Linked DNA regions of Homo sapiens: region 1 is linked to region 2. Evidence: read pairs that join two places in POLR2A ChIA-PET (ENCODE). Cell type or tissue: Caco-2. All regions are shown on one strand. Each heading gives the region's core, and the rest is flanking DNA. Links, peaks and the distances in the headings are about the cores only.

Evidence for each region. Peaks named below come from ENCODE experiments on the same cell type or tissue, not always from the same donor. Only the 100,000 strongest peaks of a DNase experiment are listed, where the experiment ranks them.
Region 1: POLR2A ChIA-PET joins it to region 2 with 5 read pairs; 3 of 35 experiments call an interaction of 5 or more read pairs at or near these places.

Annotation. Positions count from the first base shown.
Region 1 is chr21:33,729,716-33,736,249 of GRCh38, reverse strand. It overlaps ITSN1 (intersectin 1), which reads right to left. Exons shown (of 40, transcript NM_003024.3): 5 at 1,046-1,206. Among named protein-coding and RNA genes, the nearest start is that of ITSN1, 90 kb to the right of the region's middle. In Caco-2, for the core only: no CTCF peak of the experiment used is centred there; a DNase peak (open chromatin) is centred at 3,969.
Region 2 is chr21:33,632,426-33,638,959 of GRCh38, reverse strand. The region is part of intron 1 of CRYZL1 (crystallin zeta like 1); the gene reads left to right. Among named protein-coding and RNA genes, the nearest start is that of CRYZL1, 6.0 kb to the left of the region's middle. In Caco-2, for the core only: no CTCF peak of the experiment used is centred there; no DNase peak of the experiment used is centred there.

The sequences.
Region 1 (6,534 bases), core at 2,604-5,103, 97 kb before region 2:
CCTATCATCAGCTATCTGAGGATGAAGAGATGAAAAGAAACTCTAGCCACAATTTTCATGTTTTGTTTTAAACTGTTAAAGAACCTCCCCATGAATCAGATGTTAGATTTTATTACTGTGATCTTCAAATTAACCTAAAGTCTAGAATGAGAACAGAAATCAGAACTACTGATCTCAGTCAACTAATTAATCAATTAGCTTATAAGAAAAATACCTGGTTGAAAGATAATTTTTTATGGAATCACGTTTGTTTTGAGACGAAGTCTTGCTCTGTCGCACAGGCTGGAGTACAGTGGCACAATTTTGGCTCACTGCAGCCACTGCCTCCCAGGTTCTCCTGCCTCAGCCTCTCCGAGTAGCTGGGATTACAGGTGCGCACCACCACACCTGGCTAATTTTTTATATTTTCAGTAGAGATGGGATTTCGCCATGTTGACCAGGCTGGTCTCGAACTCCTGACCTCAGGTGATCCACCTGCCTCAGCCTCCCAAAGTGCTGGGATTAGAGGTGTAAGCCACCATGCCCGGCTGGAATTAGGTTTTTAATCAGGATAACAATGTTTATTTTTTCTCTATTCCATTTTGTTCTAAGAAAGAATTTAATGTGGCCAAGTGACTCAGTACTGTGATTCAAAATATATATATTTCTAGATGCCATAATCCAAAGGAATTGTTTATGCACAAGGAGAAACAGACATTATGGAAACCGAAAATCAAAAGGAAGTATGCAACAACCTGAAGGATAATGGAAGAGAAAAAAAAAAAAAAACCCAGAAGCTGCAGCAGCGGACTGTAAGTTTCTTCCTTTTCCCCTGACTGGCGGCCTGCATCTCTGCTTTCATTTTGATTACTTTACATCCCAGGGTTCAAATGTGAACATGCTCCTTCTTCTCCCCAGCACTATCTTCCTGCAGGGGGCCATCATTTTTCAGACAGAATTACCTCCTAGAATTTCATAATGTTATAAACCGAGAGGGAAAAAAAGGAAAACATTTATTTTTAAAATATACAAGAAAATACAGAAACCAATTCATTTTCAGACTTACCAAATGCTGGTGCGCTAGAAATAGCAACTGGTTGCTGTTTCATGACAGGGGGAAGTGCAGAGGGTAGCTGATATCCTTGTAGCTTCAGTTTGATAAGTTTCATAGCTATGGAAAACTCCACTTGATCCATTCTTCCATCATTATTCATGTCAGCTAGTGCCCTGCAAACCAACAGCATGGCCTGAGAACAACTGTGACCATAAAAGAACCTTTCCAAAACCACCACTCCCACCAACACGAAAACAAAATAATTAGCACTCTTACCCCTAGAGACAACAACAGAAAACATAACTGTTTACCAAACTATGGGGAATAGCCTGTAAATACTGGCCAAGTTTTATATAAACATAAAATATCTTTCACTCTGCCACTTTAGCAGGTAATTTTCAGCCTCAGTGTGAGGATTTGTACTTTAGACATCAAAAGGGGTTTCTTTCTGAAGTGATGAAAACATTCTAAAATTAGCTAATAGTGACTGTCGCACAACTCTGTGAATAAACTAAAACCAATGAATTAGATACTTTAAACGAGTAAATTTTATTATGTGAATTCTTTCACAATAAAGCTATTAGAAAAGAAAAAGATTTAGAAGCGGAATGTTAATATTGCTAGAGATACTTAGATTGCATTCTTTGTAGAGCTCTACAAACCTCAATGTGGGAACATGACACAGTATGCTATGCTACCTACTTATGCTATGCTAGGGTTACTCAACTATAATGCTACTAAACCTCTAAAGCTCTTGAAACTAACTTTTCTTTAGAATCATGCCCCATATCACTCAACAATTTTGTAAGTTAGCTTACAAAATGTGTCTGCTATTTGAAAATGGTACTCAAATATACACGGTCCAAGTGCAAACTGTAATGAGCTTTAATGTAAAGTATTTTCTCAAAGAAGAGTAAGCAAAAGGAATCGCTTCTCGGCCTTTTGGCTAAGATCAAGTAAGCAAAAGTTTGTCCTTGTAACTGGAAACTACATTATATCATCAAAACTGTGCATATTCATGACTTAACCTCTTCTGCATAAAAAAGTTTTATTCAGATTTTATTTCTTTTAATCCAGATATTAAAAGCATGAGGATTTTTTTAAACCAATATTATGAAAAATGTATTTGAAAGATCTAAATAAGACAGTTCAATTAAAATACCATGATCTTTTAGACTGAGCCATATCCGGACAGTGTTCACAAAAGAAAATTAAGTTACACAGAAAACAATTCTGCATAGCTGGAATTAACTCAAAGAAAGAAAACATGTAACACAATAAAAAGTATGGCATAAGACAAAGATAAAAAAATCTCTAAAAGTGATCAAGATTGTAAAAGTTGGCACATTTTAGAAAATAAGGATCATAACGCAGGAAACAAAGCTCTGTGGTTGCAGAAACCTTTTTGCCTCAGATAGGAGTTCCCCATTCTCCTGTAGTCATGGGCCCTTCAGCAAAGAATTCAGAATCTGAATTCTTCTCACTACTTGTGAACCTGAGCATCATTTTTCTGTATTTCGTGGCCATTTGGATTTGCACTTCTATGAACTGCTTATTCAAATCCTTTGCCAAATTTTCTATATATTGCATGTCTTTTGTTGTTAGTTTATAAGAGCTCATAGTGTATCACAAATTAACTGTTTATCTGCTGACTGCTGAAAGACTTTTAAAAATTCATTATTTGTTGATTTATGTATATGTACGGCATAAAAATTCTAAATTTTTGTATATAAAATATTTCTTTTATCATATGATTAGAAGGTTGTTAGTCCTTGATTTTCTAACATTGTATTATTTTATTTCATTTCAATCCTTAAACCAATAATTATGGGTAGGGGTGGGGGAGTTATTCCAGGGTCCAATCACATTTCTTCTACATGGATTCCTAGCTTTCCCAGTAATATTTATTAATCAATCCCTCTTCTTCTCACTGAACTAATATACATTTTTATCATGTATCAAATGTTCATATGAAGTGAGAACTATTTCTGGACTATCTGTTCTGACTGAACAATTTCCAGGTCAATATTACAATGATTTGATCACACTGGCTCTCTGGTATATTGTGATCCGGGAAGGTCTGGGAAGGTTTTTTTTCCCCCTTGGTTATTCATGGGTGTCTATTTTCCTATGAACATTTAGATTATTTTATCTGTTATACAAACAACCCTACTGGGATCCAAAAACTGCCTTAGAAGGGGATTTTTGGAGAATTGATTAAACCACAATTGCTTTTGCACCAATAGTTTACCCAACCAAAGAAAAGACAATCTTTCCGGTTGTTCAAATATACTATTTCCTTTAATAAAATTGTATCACTTTTTTCATATAATATGCTTTTCTTGCTAAATGTATTCTGAAGAATTTTATCATTTTTGCCAGATTTTAGATGAAACATTCCCCCCATTTCCATTTTTAGGTGCTTATTTCAAGCACAGAGAACATTTTTTATTTTAAAAAATTATTTAGGCTGTATTTAGCTATCCTACCAGACTCCTACAAGTTCTTATTAATGTTTTAAAACTAAAATCTCTTGGGTGTACTAAGTATACAATCACATAACTAGAAAAAAATGAGCATTATCTTTCTTTTCCAATATTTAGGCCAATCTTTTTTATTGGTCTTACTGCCTTCTAAGACATTACTGAATGCGTTCTTGCTCAGTTCTGAGTTTAAATGAAACAGTAGATTTACTAGAGCTAATAGTTTAATAGAGTTCATTGTTTAGAATGACAGTTGGTAGTGATTTCTGGAAAGTAATGTAAACTGAAAACAAAATTTTGAGCCCCCCACCATCTGAATGGACCCCTCATCTCAGCCAAGGGCATTTCAAAATTAACCTGAAAAACTAGTTCAAGCCAAGATGGGAAGAGGAAGTCAGACATGCCTCATTATACCCTCCTCCCTTTTGGAATTCAGGCCCAGCTGACCAGCATTAGCATCAACACAGGCCTTAAGACTGATAAAGGAGGCTCTTAAAGTCTGATAAGAAATATTTACCATCTATTTTCTCTGAAGTCTACTACCGGGAGGCTTCACCCGCATGACAAAACTTTGTTCTCCAAAACCACTTATGATAACCCACACATTCCCTTCTATTGATTCCAGCTCTTTGGATAATAACTCTTTCAATGAAATGCCAATTAAAAACTCTTGAATCCACGTATGACCTGGAAGCCTCTGCTTCCAGTTGTCCCATTGTTCCAGACCGAAATAGTGTACATTTTACATATATTGATTGATGTCTTATGTCTCCCTAAAATGTATAAAACCATGTTATATACCAACCACCTTGGGCAAATGGTCTCAGGATCTCCTGAGGGCTGTGTCACAGGCCATTGGTGACTCATATTCGGCTTGGAATAAACCTTTTCAAATATTTTACAGAGTTTGACTCTTTTCATGGATAGTAGTCTCACATATTTAAGTAGTTTCCTTTCTACTTATTAGAAATGGTTACTGTATTTTTCATCGGGTGCCTAATCTGTAATTACCAATCCGATCACAAGTTTTCTTCTTCCTTTTATCTGCTGAAATAATGACTAATGTTGATAGAATTTTTCGACTCTGAACCAATCTTGCACCTCTGGCATAAAGTTGGTCATTGTGTATTCTTTTCATACATTGTGAAATTCTATTTGCTAAGATTTTGACTTTTTTGGATCTATGCTCATAAATGAAACTGGCTTCTGGTTGCTTTATTTTTGTACTACCTTTCAGGTTTTATAAAGGAAACTAAGTAAATAAAATGAAATGGTGAACTTCCTTCTTTTGCTAAGTAGTTTTTTAAAAGATACGCAACTATTTAAAACGGTTTGGTGGGGAAGAGTTCCCATTAATAAAAATCAACATCAACATGCACACTAAAACCAATCAATCAGTCAGGCAGGTGCCCACTCCCTGTTCCCCACACCACTGCCCAGTATGGTCTCTGGTGAGAAACAGGAATATCCAGTGTGGGATAATGAGTAGGTTAGGGGAGAAGACTTTAGGTAATGGCTTAATTAGACTCTAAAGGTGTCCTACAGAAGTGTTTTCATGGGTGAGGAGAAGAAACTTAACCATGAGGTTCTAGGGACTTGACTTTAAACCACATACGACAATCCCAACATTTAGTTGAAAATGTCGTGATACTCAAAAAACGCTTTTCTCAATAAACATAACTGTGGGGAATCCCTGGTAATGAAAATTCTAAGAAATTTATGGAAATATGGTAGTTACGGCTGGGCGCGGTGGCTCATGCCTCTAATCCCAGCACTTTGGGAGGCCGAGGCAGGTGGATCACCTGAGGTCAGGAGTTCGAGACCAGTCTGACCAACAAGGTGAAACCCTGTCTCTACTAAAAACACAAAAATTGGCTGGGCACGCGGGCGCCTGTAGTCCCAGCTATTTGGGAGACTGAGGCATGAGAATTGCTTGAACCTGGGAGACGGAGGTTGCAGTGACCTAAGATAGCACCTCCAGCCTGGGTGACGGAGCAAGACTCCATCTCAAACAAAAACAAAAACAAAAAAACAGGCTGGGCACGGTGGCTCACGCCTGTAATCCCAGCACTTTGGGAGGCCGAGAAGGGTGGATCATGAGGTCAGGAGTTCAAGACCAGCCTGGCCAAGATGGTGAAACCCCATCTCTACTAAAAATACAAAAAATTAGCTGGGCATGGTGGCACGTGCCTGTAATCCCAGCTACTCAGGAGGCTGAGGCAGAGAGTTGCTTAAACCTAGGAGATGGAGGTTGCAGTGAGCCGAGATCACGTCACTGCACTCCAGCCTGGGTGACAGAGCAAGACTCTGTCTCCAGAAAAAAAAAAAAAAAAAAAAAAAAAAAAGAACAGAGAGCATTTATAGCAGGTTACCTTAATGTAAGGAGGAAAGGAAGTAATTTAAATATGAATACATACACGTTATATACATTATGTACCTGCTTTTTTCCAACAAAAATAAATGAAGGATAACAGGAAACTAATACAATGGGTGGAAACAGGGTAAAGGGATAGAAGAGGGAGTGACCTTGTCTGAGCACACCTTTTTGTTAGTTTCGGTTTTTAGAACCTTTTTAATCTGTTATGTATTTAAATAATAAAATTAAGTCCACAAAGATGAGGAGGCATATCTAAATTAAATAAAAATGAAAATAAACCTAATCATATTATAAATAACTAACATATCCACGTAAGAGGTAGAAAAAAAAGCCTAGTCCAAGTAACTTCACATAGTACTTTATATGTCCTCTGTTTAAAAACAAAAGGAACTACAAAGTAATCTTGAAATCTACTGTGAAAGGAAAATAAAAACGCAGGACTTCAATTCACTATGCAAAAGGTAGAAAAGTAAGCTGAAAGCTGAGTCCCTGAAAGCTGAGTCCCTTTGTTCCTAAGCAGGGAGCTACAAATAAAAGGTCAAACACCTCTACAGGCTACTTTATGTTCCATTTTATCTTATGTAAAGTGCCGACTTACTGAGCACTTTACTGATTTACTATTACCTAACTGACTATTCCCC
Region 2 (6,534 bases), core at 2,469-4,968:
GATTGTCACAATTAGAAGAGAACTAAATGGTCATTTGATCCACCTGTCCCACTCAGTTGACTCTGGAATCTGCTTTATGAAGCCTGTGTAATATGTACCCATCCTCTGTTTCAGTCCCTCTAGTGATAGGGACCATCTAATGTTACGCATTTTCCATTTAGTTTTAAGTTATAATGCCTAAAGTTCTTATATTATCAGCTGGAATTGCTTTACAAGGTTTAGCCAGATATAAGCCACTGTCACAATATCTCCTGTGCCCATCTTATATAATAACAGGCACAAAAGAGCACTGCAGTTGTGCACAGCAAAACACCCAAAACACCTGTGGACTCATTGCTAGTGCAAAGTGTCCTTTGAATATACATATTTCTAGAGACTGTTGACTATACCATGTAGAGATATCCTCAACTGTTATAACCATGCATTCACTACCCTCTTTAAGAAGCAGGCCAAGTGCAGTGGCTCACGCCTGTAATCCCAGCACTTTGGGAAGCCGAGGTGGGTGGATCAGGAGGTCAGGAGTTCGAGACCAGCCTGGCCAACATGGTGAAACCCCATCTCTACTAAAGATACAAAAAAATTAGCTGGGTGTGGTAGCGTGCGCCTGTAATCCCAGCTACTCGGGAGGCTGGGGCAGGAGAATCACTTGAAGCCGGGAGGCGGAGGTTGCAGTGAGCCAAGATTATGCAGCTGCACTCCAGCCTGGGTGACAGAGCAAAACTCCGTATCAAAAAAAAAAAAAAAAAAAAGCAGACCTGACCCATTAGGACTACCATCCTCCACACCCTGCAGAATATATTTGAGCCAAACCTCCAGCTAGTTGCTTTGATTATGGTGACTATATTCTTTTTAATCAAATATTTGGGCATATTTCTTTTTCCAATGTGTGAATATGTACAAAAAGTCTCACAGATTAATGTGAACATTGTTAAAATTTAACATTAATTCACCTTTTCCCAAATGATCAAAATATAACTGAAGATTTCCCCCTAACAATCCAGCTAGTATTATAATGCTATGCACAGGTCCCAACGATGGATGGGTAATAGGGTATTGGATACTGCCCAAGAGAGCCTGGCATGGTGACCAGGTTGAGCATACAGGGCCACATTTCAGAGTTGACTTCATCTGTTTTTCTCTTGTCTAGCTGTTTATATGTGTGTGTGTGTGTATATATATATATATATATATATATATATGTTTTTCTCTTGTGTAGCTGTTTATATATATCTTTGCTTTCCTTAAAAATGAAGGTAGGTTAGAAACATTATAACCGAACTCTGAACCTGGAGTGGCCATAGTATTATAAAGTTTGTGTTGGGGACTAATAAAAATTTGAGCATGTAAGAAGAGGAGTTTGGACTTTCAGGAATTAAATTAACCATAGGGGAATAGATGAGTTGAATGAGGGAGAGTATTGAAAGCATTTGGCAGCCTATCGCCACAGCCCGAGCCCCAGGCATTGAGGTGAAGGTGATGGGATGGATCTAAGGTACTCTTTTTTTTTTTTTTTTTGAGACAGAGTCTCGCTCTGTCGCCCAGGCTGGAGTGCAGTGGCGCGATCTCGGCTCACTGCAAGCTCCGCCTTCCGGATTCATGCCATTCTCCCTTCTCAGCCTCCCAAGTAGCTGGGACTACAGGCACCCGCCACCACGCCCGGCTAATTTTTTGTATTTTTAGTAGAGACGGGGTTTCACCGTGTTAGCCAGGATAGTCGCCATCTCCTGACCTCGTGATCCGCCCGCCTCGGCCTCCAAAAATGCTGGGATTACAGGCGTGAGCCACCGCGCCCAGCGATCTAAATTATTCTTGATGACTAGAGAGTACAGCAAAATCTTGTTTGGGGGAAAGATGAGTCCAGCTTTGTGTCTGTTAAATTTGAAGTTGGTCTGATGCTCAAAACACTTTTGGCCTGAAAGTGTAGGTAAGGAATGATTTGTAGAGGTTTTATTTACAACTAAGAATAGATGAGTTTTATACAAAAAATTAGCCGGGCGCAGTGGCGGGCGCCTGTAGTCCCAGCTACTCGGGAAGCTGAAACAGGAGAATGGCGTGAACCCCGGAGGCGGAGCTTGCAGTGAGCCGACATCGCGCCACTGCACTCTAGCCTGGGCGACAGAGTGAAACTGTCTAAAAAGAAAAAAGAATAGATGAGCTTCTTGGGGGATTGAGTGTAACAGAGGAGCAAGTGGAGTTCATGTTGCTATTATAAGAAGGATGAAACCATTTGAAACTACTTCCCATTGATTTTTTAGAAATCCCTTAACAGATCAGTATTTTTATTAACTACTTTCTTGAAGTGTTTGTAGTCAAGTGTTTAATTTATGCAAAGTTCTCGTTCTGCTTTTGCTAAAAATTATTCTAAATTGGTATTATCTCCTTAATTTTTGTTTCTCCAGATTTTTTAGTAAGTTTACTGTATGGCCAATATAAAAATTTATAGTATTACTAACATAATCCTCAGTTTGTGGATTAATTCAAACATTTTGAAATTCTGATATACCTGTAAAAGTATAAAATTTCTATGCTTTTCACAGGCTATATCAGCCTACATTTTTAAACAGGTTTATTGTAATTAAAAAGTTTTGTATGTTTAAGAGACAGGGTTTCACTCTGTTGTCCAGGCTGGAGTGCAGTGTTGATTATAGCTCAAAGCAGCCTCCAATGCCTAGATAGAACTACAGGTGAGCACCACTACGCCAGGCTTATTTATTTATTTATTGTATTTTAAGAGACAGGGTCTTGCTTTGTTGCCCAGGCTGTGGAACTCCTGGGCTGAAGCAGTCCTCCTACCCCAGCCTCCTCCCAAATTGTTGGGATGACAGGTGTGAGCCACCACTCTGGGCAAAAAGTTTTATATCATACTTTTTTGGTATAGTAAAATTTATAGTAGAACTTATAATTTTGAAGTTACATGACTTTTCTTAGAAATGTCATATTATATATTTTGTTTTATTTATTTGTTCATTTATTTATTTTTGAGACAAAGCCTCGCTGTGTTGCCAGGCTGGAGTGCAGTGGCGCGATCTCAGCTCACTGCAACCTCTGCCTCCCAGATTCAAGCGATTCTCCTGCCTCAGCCTCCCGAGTAGCTGGGACTACAGGCATACGCCACCACGCCCAGCTAATTTTTGTATTTTTAGTAGAGACAGGATTTCACCATCTTGGCCAGGATGGTCTGTATCTATTGACCTCATGATCCACCCGCCTCGGTCTCCCAAAGTTCTGGTTACAGGCGTGAGCACCATGCCCGGCCTATACATTTTAATTTATATTTTTATTTTATAAAATGTTTAATACTTTTATGGCCGGGCGCGGTGGCTCACGCCTATAATCCCAGCACTTTGGGAGGCCGAGGCAGGCGGATCACAAGGTCAGGAGATCAAGACCATCCTAGCTAACACGGTGAAACCCCGTCTGTACTAAAAAATACAAAAAAAATTTAGCCAGGTGTGGTGGTGGGCGCCTGTAGTCCCAGCTACTCCGGAGGCGGAGGCAGGAGAATGGCGTGAACCCAGGAGGCGGAGCTTGCAGTGAGCTGAGATGGCGCCACTGCACTCCAGCCTGGGCGACAGAGCGAGACTCCGTCTCAAAAAAAAAAAAAAAAAAAAAAGTTTAATACTTTTATGTCCTATGTGCAAATGTATTTTAAGTCAATACAAATTTTATTAAATAACATGAGACTTGGCAGAGTGTGAGACAAAAAACAAAAAATAAAATGAAATACAATTTTGTTACGTAATAGACTGTTTTATTTAATCTGCCTAGGAAACCATGTGGGCCTTGAATACCATCCATTCTACCATTTTCCTAGTACTAGGAACTCAGTATTCTTTTTTTGGGCTTTCAAGACAAATATTTCCTCAGTTTTCTTCTGGCTACTTTTGTAAAAACACCTCTCTTTCTTTACTTTGTAACTTTAAGGATATTTTTGTTCCCATACAATTCTCAATTGGACCAACTGAACATTACTTTTTTCCACCAACCAGGGCAATTTTCACCTAATTTAGAGAAACTATTTAGGATGATGTGACTAAAAATATTGCCATTATTTTATATATATATATATATATATATATTGTTGTTGTTGTTTGTTTTAAGGGATACTAGGGGTACAAACAAGCAGTTATCTTCCAGGGTCTTTGAAATTGGGGCACAGTCTAAGGTCCATGTGACTGCTTATCTGGGAGACATGCCATATATTTCAAGATTCAATGGGCAGAGAAAACAGTAGCTTCCAGTATCACAAAGCAAGATGCTTTGAAATCAAGGCATTGATACGTAATTGTTCCACTTCTCAAAAAGGCAATTCTAGTAACTCCAGACTGAGTAGGAACAGAGTTGTTTTTTTTTTTATTTAATAATAATGGATATATTTCCCAGGCAATGGTTGGGAAAGCCCGCTAGTTAGTAAATAAATAAAGCAAGGTTTCATTAGTGTGTAATGAAATCGGGAAGCATGGAACAAATGGAGTGAGTGTCACTGGGGATGATTCCAGAGAGGGGGTAGAACTTGAACTTTATTTACTTAGCAGAATCTAAATTACAGCATTCTGTCAGAGAACAGGCCATGCCTAGAAGCTCTGAGATGGGGTAACCATATGATGTAAAGTCATACTAACTAGATAGAGGGTATGTGCTTGGACATTGTGGAAGCAGTAAGGTAGAGTAGGGAGAGAGAGTATGCATTTTAGAGAGCCTTCAAAGGAGGTTAGATTTAATGCTGGAGGGAATACGTAAATGTTGTATCCATGCTTCGGTTCTCCCCAGCCCCCAAACAAAAACATTGACACAAAGACCTTCTGCAACCAAAGCGTTAGAATTAATCATTTAACCTAGCTTAATCCTGCTTTTATATACTTCATTGATACATGCTACATACGTAATTTCTATATATGTCTTGAATGTGTATTCATTTCTGTTAATTCCAGCGTTTGATTATCACGTCCGAGAAACCAACAACCATTGCTCAACTACACTCTGTAAAAACTCTTTACGTATTTGGATCCAAGTAGATCCACTAACATTCAACACAGAGGGCTGGCTTTATGGACATATGGCCTATGCAGTCTCACTGACCTCAGATTCAGAAGAGACTTTTGCTTGATTTCATGCTCTGCTATCTTGAAATTCTAATAATTTCTAGACAAGGCTTCCCACATTTCCATTTTGCACTAGGCTCTGCAAATTATGTAGCCAGAACTATCAATAGGTACTTAATTATTATCTTAAAGGTATTCCACTTTAGGCCGGGTGCGGTGGCTCATGCCTGTAATCCCAGCATTTCGGGAGGCCGAGGCAGACGGATCACAAGGTGAGGAGATCAAGACCATCTTGGCCAACATGGTGAAACCCCCTCTCTACTAAAAATACAAAAACTAGCCAAGTGTGGTGGCACGTGCCTATAGTCCCAACTACTCGGGTGGCTGAGGCAGGAGAATCGCTTGAACCTGGGAGATGGAGGTTGCAGTGAGCCGAGACTGCGCCCTCCAGCCTGGCGACAGAGCAAGACTCTGTTGCAAAAAAAAGAAAAAAAAAAAGTATTCAACTTTAATTGATATATCTAATGTTAGCAGCTCAGTAGGAAACCATTAAAAGCCATGGTTAGGAGTAATGACTTTGGAAGAAGTAGCACCTAGTTTATATCCCAGTTCTGGCCCAGCTGGTGCTATGAGACACCAGCTACATGCTTTAAGCTAAGACTCACTTTCCTCATTCATAGAATAAATGAAATAATAGTATTCTTACCAAAAAGTATATACAAGAATGTTTTTAACAGAACAATTCATAAGAGCCCCAAACTGGAAACAATTCAAGTGTCTGTCTATAGTGGAATGGATAAATAGCAATTTGTTTATACAGTGGAGTACTATGTAGCAATACGAATGAATGGAATACAACTACAAGTAACAACATGAGTGAGACTCACAAACCTAATATAGAAAGAAAGAAAACAGACATTAAAGAGTATAATTTTATTTATATAAAGTTCAAAAGCAGACAAAACTAATCTGTGCTGTTAAAATTTAGGATATTGGGTCTCCTTAGGAGGAGAAGGGGACACAGGGAACTTCTGGAGGTGTATGATGATGTGTCTCCTGCCATGATGTGGGCATATTCACACTGTAAAATTCAACAAGTTATGCGCTTCAAGGATTTGTGTACTTTTCTATATTTTATACTTCTGTAAAATTTGCATAAAAAATAGTCTTACCACATAATTACTCTGAAAATTAAAGAAACAATTGTGGAATCTTTAGAGATACCTCAAGAAGTTCACAGAGCCGGGCGCGGTGACTCATGCCTGTAATCCCAGCACTTTGGGAGGCCGAGGCGGGTGGATCACCTGAGATCAGGAGTTCGAGACCAGCCTGGCCAACGTGGTGAATCCCCATCTGTACTAAAAATACAAAATTTAGCCGGGCATGGTGGCGCGTGCCTGTAATCCCAGCTACTAGGGGGGCTGAGGCAGGCGGATCGCTTGAACCTGGGAAACGGAGGTTGCAGTGAGCCAAGATCGTGCCACTACACTCC